2 separate regions of the Homo sapiens genome follow, and region 2 is linked to region 1. A link is a loop called in an ENCODE intact Hi-C map of the cell type or tissue named here. Cell type or tissue: dorsolateral prefrontal cortex. All regions are shown on one strand. Links, peaks and the distances in the headings refer to the core of each region. The heading gives the core; the rest is flanking DNA. Region 1 overlaps LINC01170 (long intergenic non-protein coding RNA 1170). Region 2 has its middle 390 kb from the start of LINC01170.

What was found. Hi-C counts contacts between places; a loop is a spot of excess contacts. Peaks named below come from ENCODE experiments on the same cell type or tissue, not always from the same donor. Only the 100,000 strongest peaks of a DNase experiment are listed, where the experiment ranks them.
Region 2: it touches region 1 in a loop (2.1-fold over the local background); 1 of 110 quality-filtered maps calls a loop at or near these places.

Annotation. Positions count from the first base shown.
Region 1 is chr5:124,125,716-124,131,102 of GRCh38, reverse strand. All of the region lies in intron 4 of LINC01170 (long intergenic non-protein coding RNA 1170), which reads left to right. Among named protein-coding and RNA genes, the nearest start is that of LINC01170, 310 kb to the left of the region's middle. In dorsolateral prefrontal cortex, for the core only: no CTCF peak of the experiment used is centred there; a DNase peak (open chromatin) is centred at 3,032; H3K4me3 peaks cover 1,172 bases; H3K27ac peaks cover 2,559 bases.
Region 2 is chr5:124,047,885-124,053,271 of GRCh38, reverse strand. No RefSeq gene overlaps it. Among named protein-coding and RNA genes, the nearest start is that of LINC01170, 390 kb to the left of the region's middle. In dorsolateral prefrontal cortex, for the core only: a CTCF peak has its summit at 3,061; no DNase peak of the experiment used is centred there.

The DNA of each region.
Region 1 (5,387 bases), core at 388-5,387:
GATGGCAATGCCATGCGTCTCCCCTGCAGAGAGGCTGCTGCTTGCTGAGCCCTGGTGTGATAAGGGGCATAAATCACAAATCGTGTCACCCTGGCCAAGAAACAAGACATCTCTCAGTACTACCTCCCATAAGCAGATGCCACAGAGACTGCCAGATTCAAAGTCACTCTTGCCCTCTATCTGAAACAGCAACCCTTTGAAGAGAGCCCCTGGTCCCATGTGTGTTTGCAGCTCCCTATTTATAATCTGCAGGTTATTCTAGCAACTAACAATATCATTTTGGTAGTTACTAAGAGTAATAAAGCACCCTCTCTGTCGTGATCTGCCTATTTTATGACACTGGCTGGCTGGTGTCTCATAGTTTAATTACTTTAAGTCAATCATGTACATTGTTATGTTGATACTACTATTACTACCAATAAGAAGCCTCAAGTATTGAGGCCTATGGGCTAAGGCACCATACGTTATTTCAATATTCCTAACAACCTTACAAGCAAAGTATTGTTATTACCATTACATGAACTTGAGTGCAATGAGGCACAAGAATGTTAAAGTTTGAATGTTAGCCCTTGGTGGGGCAGGGCCTGGAACTCCAGCCAGTTTGATTCCAGCTCCAGGTATTTGACTCTGTACCAAACTACTTGGGGCTTTTAGAAAAAAATCCTTGTAAGAAAAGGTGAATTACAACACATAATAGTATTTACATTCTTCCTTTCTTAAAGTATCATTAGAAAAACTTGATCATTTTTCATAAAAGACTTTAAAAAATAGATTGCCAACTCTCTTGCATTGTTAAACAGAGACTCTTCAGGGCCATCCCAGAAAGAGCATCACATTTTCTGGAGAAACCTGGGCTTTGGAACCAGCCAAATCAGGGCTTTAAAGCTGAGCTTATTGACTTACCAGTTGTGTGACCCTGAGCAAAGATTTAACCTCTTGGAACCTCAATTCACTCATCTGTGGAAAATGAAAACAAACAATACTGACAACTTTGTGGCACTATTCTGATGAAGAAGTGAGATGATGTGTGTCAAGTACCAAGACGAAAATAGCAATTATGCTCCATTATTGTGAGTCTGAGATACAGTGATTATTTCCTTTTGCCTTATGGATTCTTTTGCTTTGAGAAAGCAAGAGAAAGAAAGAATGGATTTAAGTGTTCTAGTGTGAGAACCGGTCAGAATGAAATAGATGGTTGCTGTTTGTTGTGAGCAGTCTGCAAAGTGAGAGCAGCACCCAGAAAGCAGGCGGGACGGACCGTGGCATCCAACGCCCCTTCAGCCTCAGAATAGTTTGCTCTGCATAAAGCCAGCCGAGAGATGTCTATCCTAGGCATTCGGGGCCTTGGGATCCCCCAGCTAGTCTATCTGAACACTGCTGGTCCCAGGAACCCCTCACAGTGGCAGGTCTGAGCTGGAGAGAAGGGCCAGGGACTTAGGGGATGTGATCAGAGGTCCTGCAGCAAGTCAAGTTCAGGGTAGTGATGCACTTCTGGGTCCACTGGGTCACCTGTGCCTACTCCTGCTGTTCAAATAGGGGATGGTGACTTTTCAAGTTTCATAGTTCAGAAAGTATATCAGAAGGGAGGCTTAGGGGCCAGTCTTAGTGTTTCTGTGATCTAGCTGTGCGACCTGGGTTAAGTAGCTGTGCCTCACTTTTCTATTCTATAAAATGGGCATAGCAAGACCCATGCACTGTTCTGTGGAGAGAATAAATGTGAGAATGATCATAAATGCACTCCAAAAGTTTAACACTGCTGAAACACTGCTCACCTTTTTGTCATCCATACTCCACCTGATCCATTAAATATGTTGTAATGTAGTTCATTGTTATTATGATATCATCAACTATTTTACAGGATAGAGAATAGGGACAAAAGAAATTAAGTGATTTGCTCAGGGTTGCATGGCAAGTCGATGCAGGGAGGGTTTCTGGCCTTGGAGGCTGTGCCTGCTCTTGCCAGAGCATGGAGACCCTCCTGAAGCCGGCCTTGCACACTTAGTCAGCTGGCATGCTCCATGTGCATCTTCCTGGAGCATGTGGTCTCTTGGTGCTGCTCATGGAAGCAGTTGCCTTGCACAGATGTCTGAGAACTCTCGCTGTGGGTCTCACTCTGGATCCTTGTGCAGTAACCCTCCCCTAATCTTTCCCATAAATAATGATGAGCCAGACCCTGACTTTCTCTTTGACTGGCCCATCTCCCCAGTTACTCCCTCTTCCCTATAGTGCACAAACTATGAAAAATTACAGTTCATTCACACTTTAGGCCCTGGGTAGCTGAATCCAGTGCCTTCAACACTTAGCCCTCTTTGTTCCTCCACCGCAACCCAACCTGCCTGCACCCTCTTTGTGTGTATATGTGTGTTTGTGTGTTTCTATTTAACTAATAAACTTTATGCTTTAGAGCTGTTTTACGTTCATGGCAAAACTGAGTGGAAAGTACAGAGAGTTGCACATATCCCCTGTTCCACACACCACCTTCTTTTTTGAAGCTATGATAACAATGCAACTTTCCTAACGGGCGCTTTGTACATGGAAGGCTCCTTCCCAATTGAACTGCCATAGCACAATGCAGTAAAGACTCTGTAACAATAGCTGATGTACTGCACATTACAATTCTAATCATATATTTTATTGGAAGCTGTATACCTCTTAGAGCCAGCATTTCATTTGCCTCCTTTGCCTTATAGAAACACTGCTGCTGTGACAACGGGCAGCAGTAAAGCTAATGGTCTTTTCCAAATTCCTTCTTAGATTCAAAGGGAGAAAAAGTGTGAAGGAGAGGGAAAGAAAAAAATCACACAGTCATTTCCAGCTATTTGTGTTAAAATACAAAGAAAACAGGGCACATTCAAAAATGGTATGCCGGGAAGCCTCCATTAATATTTATTTTGGCATTAATATTGATAAGAAAGTACTTTGTAGCTGGGCTTTGTTGCCTACCCCAGTATCCTCAAGCTCCCTGTTATTCAAGCTGGTGGCCATTAGCTTGCGTCTTCCTCTGTACCCAGAGCCTCTGAGAGACTTGGCGGGCCTCCAGCTCACTTACGCTTAAATGGACACTCAAGCTCCGACGGACACACAGCTAAATAGAGGCCAATAATTCAATACAGTATGACTGTACTGGGGCTGCTAGTAAATCCATCAAGCAGTAAATATCATCTGAAGCCAATGCAAGCTTTTATCTTTCCAATTTTTTTGTATGTCTGAGCGAAGCCCAGGCATTCAGCGAATCATGTAATTTATTCTGCAGTGCCGAGCCTGGGCTGTCTCAGACATCATATTGACTTTTTTTTTCTCCCATCTGTCAGGGGCAGTCAGCAGCTCTGCTATTGTGAGAGCGCATCACATTACATCTATTTATTTATTTATTTCCGCTGCTTCTTTGTAGCATGATTGGGCAAGAACGCATTATCTCAGATCAGCGAATACTAAGAAAAGCATCTGAACATCATTACGACAGCATGTTAAACATTTGTCCTACCCAGTTTGTTAAATCAGCAAATGTATTTCCAGCAAATGCTTGTAATTGTTCATAAAGGGCTCCCTACTGCAGGGTTTTACTAAGCTGAAAATATGGCCTGTTATTTTCTTCAGCTCTTTAGGTCAGCGGTGATTCCAATATATTGTAAATAATGCTGAACAGCTGGTGTACTGACTTGGTGTGTGTGTGTGTGTGTGTGTGTGTGTGTGTGTGCGCCTCTGTCTGCATATGCATGTGTCTGCACACAACCACACACCTGGCTATAGCTCTGCATGTTGCACACATATTTTGTGCACATGTAAATGATTGTATAGGTCAATGCGGTATAAAGTACTGTATATGGCCAGGCAGGCCCAACACTTTGGGAGGCTGGGGTGGGAGGATTGCTTGAAGCCAGCAGTTCAAGACCAGTCTGGGCAAGAAAGTGAGACCCCTGTCTCTACAAAAAATAATGTAAAAAACGTAATTAGCCGAGTGTGGTGGTGTGTGCCTGTAGTTGTAGCTATTCAGGAGACTGAGGTGGGAGGATCCCTTGAGACCAAGAGTTTGAAGCTGCAGTAAACTATGATCGTATCACTGCATTTCAGCTTGGGTGACAGAGCGAGACCCCATCTAAAAAAAAAAAAAAAACAGTGCTGAATATTAACTTCACAAAGTTAATGATTAGGTTATGGTTTACAATGGTTAGAGAATGTCCTGCTTCCTAATCAATCAAAATTTAGCCTGAGAACAAAGCTCTTTTGGTTACAGTTGCTGTCTTCTTGAAAACTTAAAAAGTGTAGCTCCTAAATTTAAATGTTATTTATGATTCTCTTGCTCTTCTTCCTGTATAAACTTCAAATCGAAGAGACAAATAGGAGGAAGCCCCTCTTTTCACAGTGGGGTTTGAGACTGCTACTGCTGGACAGAGCCATCAGACATCTACTGATTGGATGATGACACCCCAAGTAAGATGCTTCCCCCTAGGATACCCCCCAAAGCAACTAACTCTTTCTCAAAAGCCAGGTGTGCTTCTGAGACTCATCCTGATTGACTTGATTCCATTTGAATTTGATTCATGTCCTACTCTAGATGCATGCATCAAAGAAAAGTGTTTTAGAAGTTTCTTGATTTTCTTTAATAGGCATCATAAATGTACTTCACAGAAACACCAATGCAGGATATGCAAATGGAGCCGGACTTAGAGTCAGCCATGTTGTTTGCCCAACTTCTCTTTACAAACAATGTTTAAAACCAAAAAATCCCACACCTTTTTATAAATGACTGTAAGTAAGGCCGTTGATATTTTGAGAAGCAGTGAAATCGACATTGTTTTAAGAACTTGGCTCTTCTGTATACGTATGATCAATTTTTAAAAATGGCATCCTATTCCTTTGGATAACTGCATTCATTGAAAAAATACTTGTGGTTTGTACTTGATAAAGAATATCTTTCTATGGACTGATTGTGAAAAATGACTTTGTATTTTATACTCCATTATTAGTGTCACCACCTTAGAAAATATCAAATTGGCTTTCCCATCTACATCTGACCAGGAGAATCTGGGTAAACATGAGTTTTATTCTAAGATTGGATAGAATTATGGCTCACATCCTTGGGTGCATAGTTGGGCACACTCTCCCTCTCCACACAGCAGAGAGCATCAATGCATATGTTTAATTTCCCTTTATTAACCTCCAGTTAGAAAGTCCTGCACAGTACATGCGGCTTTTAGTATTCCAAAGAGCAGACACACTGTCTTTCTAAAAAAGCATATTAAAAGGCAACTCACTGAGTCATTTTCTAACACCTGAGAGCAATTAATGTAAGCAGAGACAGGAAACATCATCAATTATTTAAAATAAAATGAATATGTAATGCTGACCTTCTCCAACTGCCATCAGTTTTATACTTACACCTGAAT
Region 2 (5,387 bases), core at 169-5,168, 78 kb after region 1:
TTTAGACCAGTGTTTGGTTAAGCAATTAGACATCACAGCCTAGCCAAGCTGACATAAAACTTACCATCACACCTCTCAAAAGGATACCATTGCCTTCATGCCTCATATTGCATTAGAAAAAACATATTTTGAATGAGAAAAACTTGGATTCAAAGTCCAGGTCTGCAGCCTGCTGGATACCTTTGGACAAGTGTAAAACTTTTTGAGCCTCAGTTTTCTTATTTATAACATTATGTAATCAATTAATATTCTTTCTATTACCAGACACAGAAAACTCAATCCAGTCAAGCTCAAGAAAACAAAAAGGGGATATATTGGCTCAAGTGCCTAAAATCAGTGTTGGACTGAATTCAGGGTTCAGTTTGATTCAGAATCCAAAAGACGTCATGAATATTCAGTTACGGTCTCATTTATCTTTCCCATATATCAGCTCCCCTTGCTCTATGTTGGTTCCATTCTCATACAGGCTCTCTCTCTGTGGTGGCAAGTCACTTCTAGCAGCTTCAGTCTATGACCTTTGAGGTTAAAGACCACTTTTCAGCTTTCCAAAGACAGGCCATTACTAACCACTTTCTGTGTCCCAGGGCATAAAGTGTTACAGCATAGCTGAGGTTGACACAAACTATTTCCTGGAGCTGAAGATAGAGCCTGTCATAGTCTGTTTTGTGTTGCTATAACAAAATATGGAGATTGGATAATTTATAAGAAACAGAAATTTATTTCTCACAGTTCTGGAGGCTGGGAAGTCTGAGATCAAGCTGCTGGCAGATTCAATTGTCTGATGAGGACTGCTGCCTGCTCCCAAGATGGTGCCTTACTACTATTTCCTCCAGAGGGGAGGAATGCTGTGTCCTCACGTGGCAGAAGGCAGAAGGGCATGCTAGCCAAATGCTGTGTGAAGCTGCTTTTGTAAGGGACTTAATCCCATTCACAGAGGAGGAACTCTCATGGCCTGATCACCTCTTAAATGCCCCACTTCTTAATACTATCACATTAGCAACACCTGAATTTTGTAGAGGGCACACATTCAAACCACAGCAAGCCCCATTCAAACAGATGGACAGAGAGCGGAGCCTGCTTATCCAAGAAAAGGAAACAGATACTAGGGAGGCAAAGACAAATGTCCACTGCATGATAATGCTAGTACTCAACTCACAGAGTGGTTATCAGGACCTAATGTGTGTTTGTAAAGCCCATAGAGAATTGCAGAATTCTATGAATGGTGGGTATTGTATTTGATATGTTTCTATTGGTACAAACCTGGGAGAACTCTAAACTGTACAGACTTTGTAGCATGTAAAAACACTGCTTCCGTCTTAGCTTTAACTCTCCCAGGTCTTTCCCTTTCTTACTCACTGTATGTTTTTCTGAAAGAACTGGCCTTAGAATAGTTCACTGAAGTTCGGTCTCTTGCCAGTCAAATGTGCTCTGATTTATGTAGCTAAGTACCTGGCTAAATAGTCTCAGGCATTGGAGGACACTGTGTCAGATCAGGAATACAAATATATATTTTAGAAAAAAAATTTCAGGTGAATTTTTAAAAATGATGAGCTATTAGAAGATTTATCTTAGATAGTTTTATCCAAAGATGGCCAACATCATCTTGATATATCATTTTTGTGTAATCAAGCTGTCCTAAAGAAAATGAATAGAAGTGATTCAAAGTGAAATTTTGGCAAATTGAAATGATAGTAGGATAAATTTTAATTAAAATTGAAATGATGGGAGTTACAAGAAGGGAAAAAAAAAAAACAACCATAATGGAAATTCTGAAAGATTCTATAATCAGCTTATCTTGCATGACAGAATTAAAAGCAATTAATGAAACAGATTGGCATCTGGGGTAAAGGTAAACACAACACCCACTACTCTAAGCTGCTTATTGCATTGTTTTAGTTCTATGCCCAAACTTTCTTCTTTCTTCTTCTTTCTAACTTCTTTTTCATCATTTTTATACTCTATTTTCAATGAAACTTTTGGGCTTGTCTATGACATCTGTGCTTGTAACTTAATTCAGTCTGCCTAGGGAGAAAACAAAGTCATGAGCGTGTGCGTGCATACACACACAGTGGTGATAGTGGTGAGGTGATATCGGAGATGTTGGAATTAGAGATTCTGAAAATAGAAGTTATTCTATTGGCAAAATCATTTTAAGCACATTGGAATTGTAAGAGATTGTTGGGAAAGAATATCCCTAAAAATCCACTGTGGCAATCCAAGTACCAAACAAAATCTTGGATCCTAGCTTTGATGGAGACTGAGAACATTGTTATTATTAATGTAAAACAGAGTGTTCAATTCTTGCAACTGCATCTTAAAGGAAAGAATGAGAAAATCACTATCAGGAGAGAGGAAAGAAGATGAGGTAGCAAAAGACAGTTAACTCCTAAGAAGGGATTTATGATAGCCACATAAAATTTATGCCCAAGTATTTCTGAATAGTTTTTCAAGTCATTCTATTTTATGTTTTTAATCCCAATTTTTTTGAAAGTTGAGGATATTTGCATAGTCAAATGTTTTTCTCTGCTATGCCAACTGCCTGGTTAGACAGTTGAGGATTACTTCTCGTTCTTTGGCTGCTGGCATTAGCCTTCAGTGGGGAGGGGAGGCAAATGTACTGAAATACTGACTTGGAAAAACACTAGAAATTTTTGAACAAATATTTAGTGGTAAGTCACATTTCAGCCCTCTCAACTCTGGCAGAGTTCCATATACATGGAACTAAATGAAAACGGAATACAAATCAAATGAGGGAGAAAAGAAGAAAAACTATTCAAGCCAAAGACTATGTAGGTATTATAAGAGTGGTATTTACTTTCTCATCTACATCTCGAATCATAAACAATGATTCATTCAAATGATGATCACTCCTTAAAATGTTAGTCTTCTAGCAAGCACTCCCAATTCTTTATATTTTTCTAAACATCACAGCAAGATTTTTGTCCATCAGTACTGTTACAGATCATCATTATGAGCATAAGCCAACTTGGCTTCAGCCCCTTTAATTGGAGCTAAGCAGAGAGGTTAATATACTGACAATAATTGAATTTTACCCATGAACAGCACTGCCATCTAGACAGAAAGACAGAAAATGATATTTAATATCAACAATAATATTTATGGAGTGCTTGCTAAAGGCTGTTTTCCAGAGATTATTCCAATCAATATGTATATATCAACCCTCTCAAGTAAGTGTAATTACCCCCAGTTTTTCAGGTGAGGAACCTGAGCCTCCAAGAGATGAAAGTAACCTGGCTACTAACAGAATTTCATCCCAAGACTTCTGGCTCCAAAGCCATATTTTTAACGACTCGTGCTATAATCAGGGGTGAACCTTGGTTAATACTGGATTTTTAAACAAATTGACATTCTTATGCCCTGTTTTGGAGATGAGACATGTCGGTAGTCACTTTAAAGTCATCACACTCTTCTTAAGCTGTGGAGTGAGGAATAGAAGTGCCTTTTCCAATTGACCTGAATGCATTGTTAGCCTACTTACTGAATGTTTTCATTGCAGCTCCCCCCATTTATGCTTTATTGACAATTTCCCATTTCTAGAATGGAATCTTGGTCAGATTTCTTAACTTTCCAGCCAATTTTGGTTCAAGACATTCTCAGGTGTTTTTGTAAAACTTGATTTTGTTCATTTTATAAAATCAGTCTCAATCTCAATTCTGAGCTAATCTTCTTTTCCTAACCTTTCCCCACTTGCCTCATTTATGCTCACCCCCCTACTCCACCAGAACCAGCCTTGGTTTCATTTTAGTGGCTTGAATTGGCTCACTGGTATCTCGCCAACTTAGATTGTAGTATCACTAGCAACCTGGCCCTCAACTTTGGGCCAATTAAATGATGCAGAAAAATCCAATTTGCCATCTTGTAACATGTATATACAGGTTTCATTTTGTACTTCAGTACTTGAGGGTTTAGAGGATTTCCCAAGGAATTGTTCTCTAGGCCTGGTCACGTCAGTCAGGACATACCTACTAGATATTTGCCTAATAAGATACATACTTTAGGGGCCTGTTCACTCTTTGAAAAATGACTTTAGGAAGGTAGATGAGGCACAAGGCTCGATTTACTGTGTTTTAGTTTATTTTAAAATAATCAACAATCTAATAAGAGTGACACTAAATGGAAAGGTGGAAGGGAAATATTCCTTTATGTTATTCTTCTTTATTCATGAAGGCCTTAAAGCATGTCTTTAAATCAAATGGACTTTAGCCCTATTCACTAGCATTATTTTTCAGAGGATATACAAATAGATACTTTAGGCGCGATTAAATGTGCACCTATAGCTGGTTCTTGTTTTTCATTATGCTCAACTCCAACTTAAGTTACTATGGCCCAAGAAAACACGCCAAAGACTACAGGCCTACACTCTCAATGGCTTCCTCATTAGATTTTCTATATTGTCAACCTAAAACTACTTACCTTGAAGTTTGTGAGACTTCCAGGGAAGACCATACTTTCTAAATATGATCTTCCACTAATCAAATCCACTGTTTTAAACTGCCTTGTTTCACTAGGGGCCATGGATGTGTTTTCCTCTATGGTCTGTCTATTCAAACTCTTGCTTTCCATTAGGATACAGGTCAAATGTCACCACCGCTGCTAGTAAGTAGAACCCACCTCTCTGACAAGGTTAGTGAAGTTCCAGTGGAAGCGAAGTACAAAATATTTATTGAAAAAGTGTGTGATTCATAGGAGTCACTACAATCCTTTAAGAAGAAAGATGAACATGTGTATATCTGCATGGCATTTTTGTCTTATTGTTGATGATTTAAAAAAAAAAAAAACATTGCCCTATAAATAAAAATATGATGGGGTACAAAACAACTAATCAGAATTTGTAAAGACTTGTAGAAAAGAGACAAGAAAATAACAGACTGCTTCAAAGACAAGAAAGGGGATTAAAAGGAATAAGAAAAAGTCAAATTAAAAAATTGCAAAGAAAGAAAACTTAATTTTTATTCAAATTGGAGTAAAGTTTTACATAAACTATAAAAGAAGATAAGAGCATTAAATAGATTATTGATTTTAGTAGGAAAAAAATGAGGAAAACAGGGAAAGGAGGCTAATCAAATCCTGTTAAAAATAGTTAGAATGTTTGAAAATTTAAAAATTTATAAATTTGTGACTGCAAAGTAAACAAGCAGTCAGTAAAAATAGTACCAAGTAAATGTTTTTAATTCAGAAAAAATCAGATATATGTACAATATACCTGTTATATCAAATATAGACTTGGAACAAAAATGGCATTGTTATTAAAAACTAAAGAAGAAGACAACTCAAACTGTTGTGGATGCTTGCGCAGGAGTTCAAAGAAGTCTATTTATGTCTGCCATTGTATAAGATCCTTCCTTGTCTTCGGGAATCCAGAACTG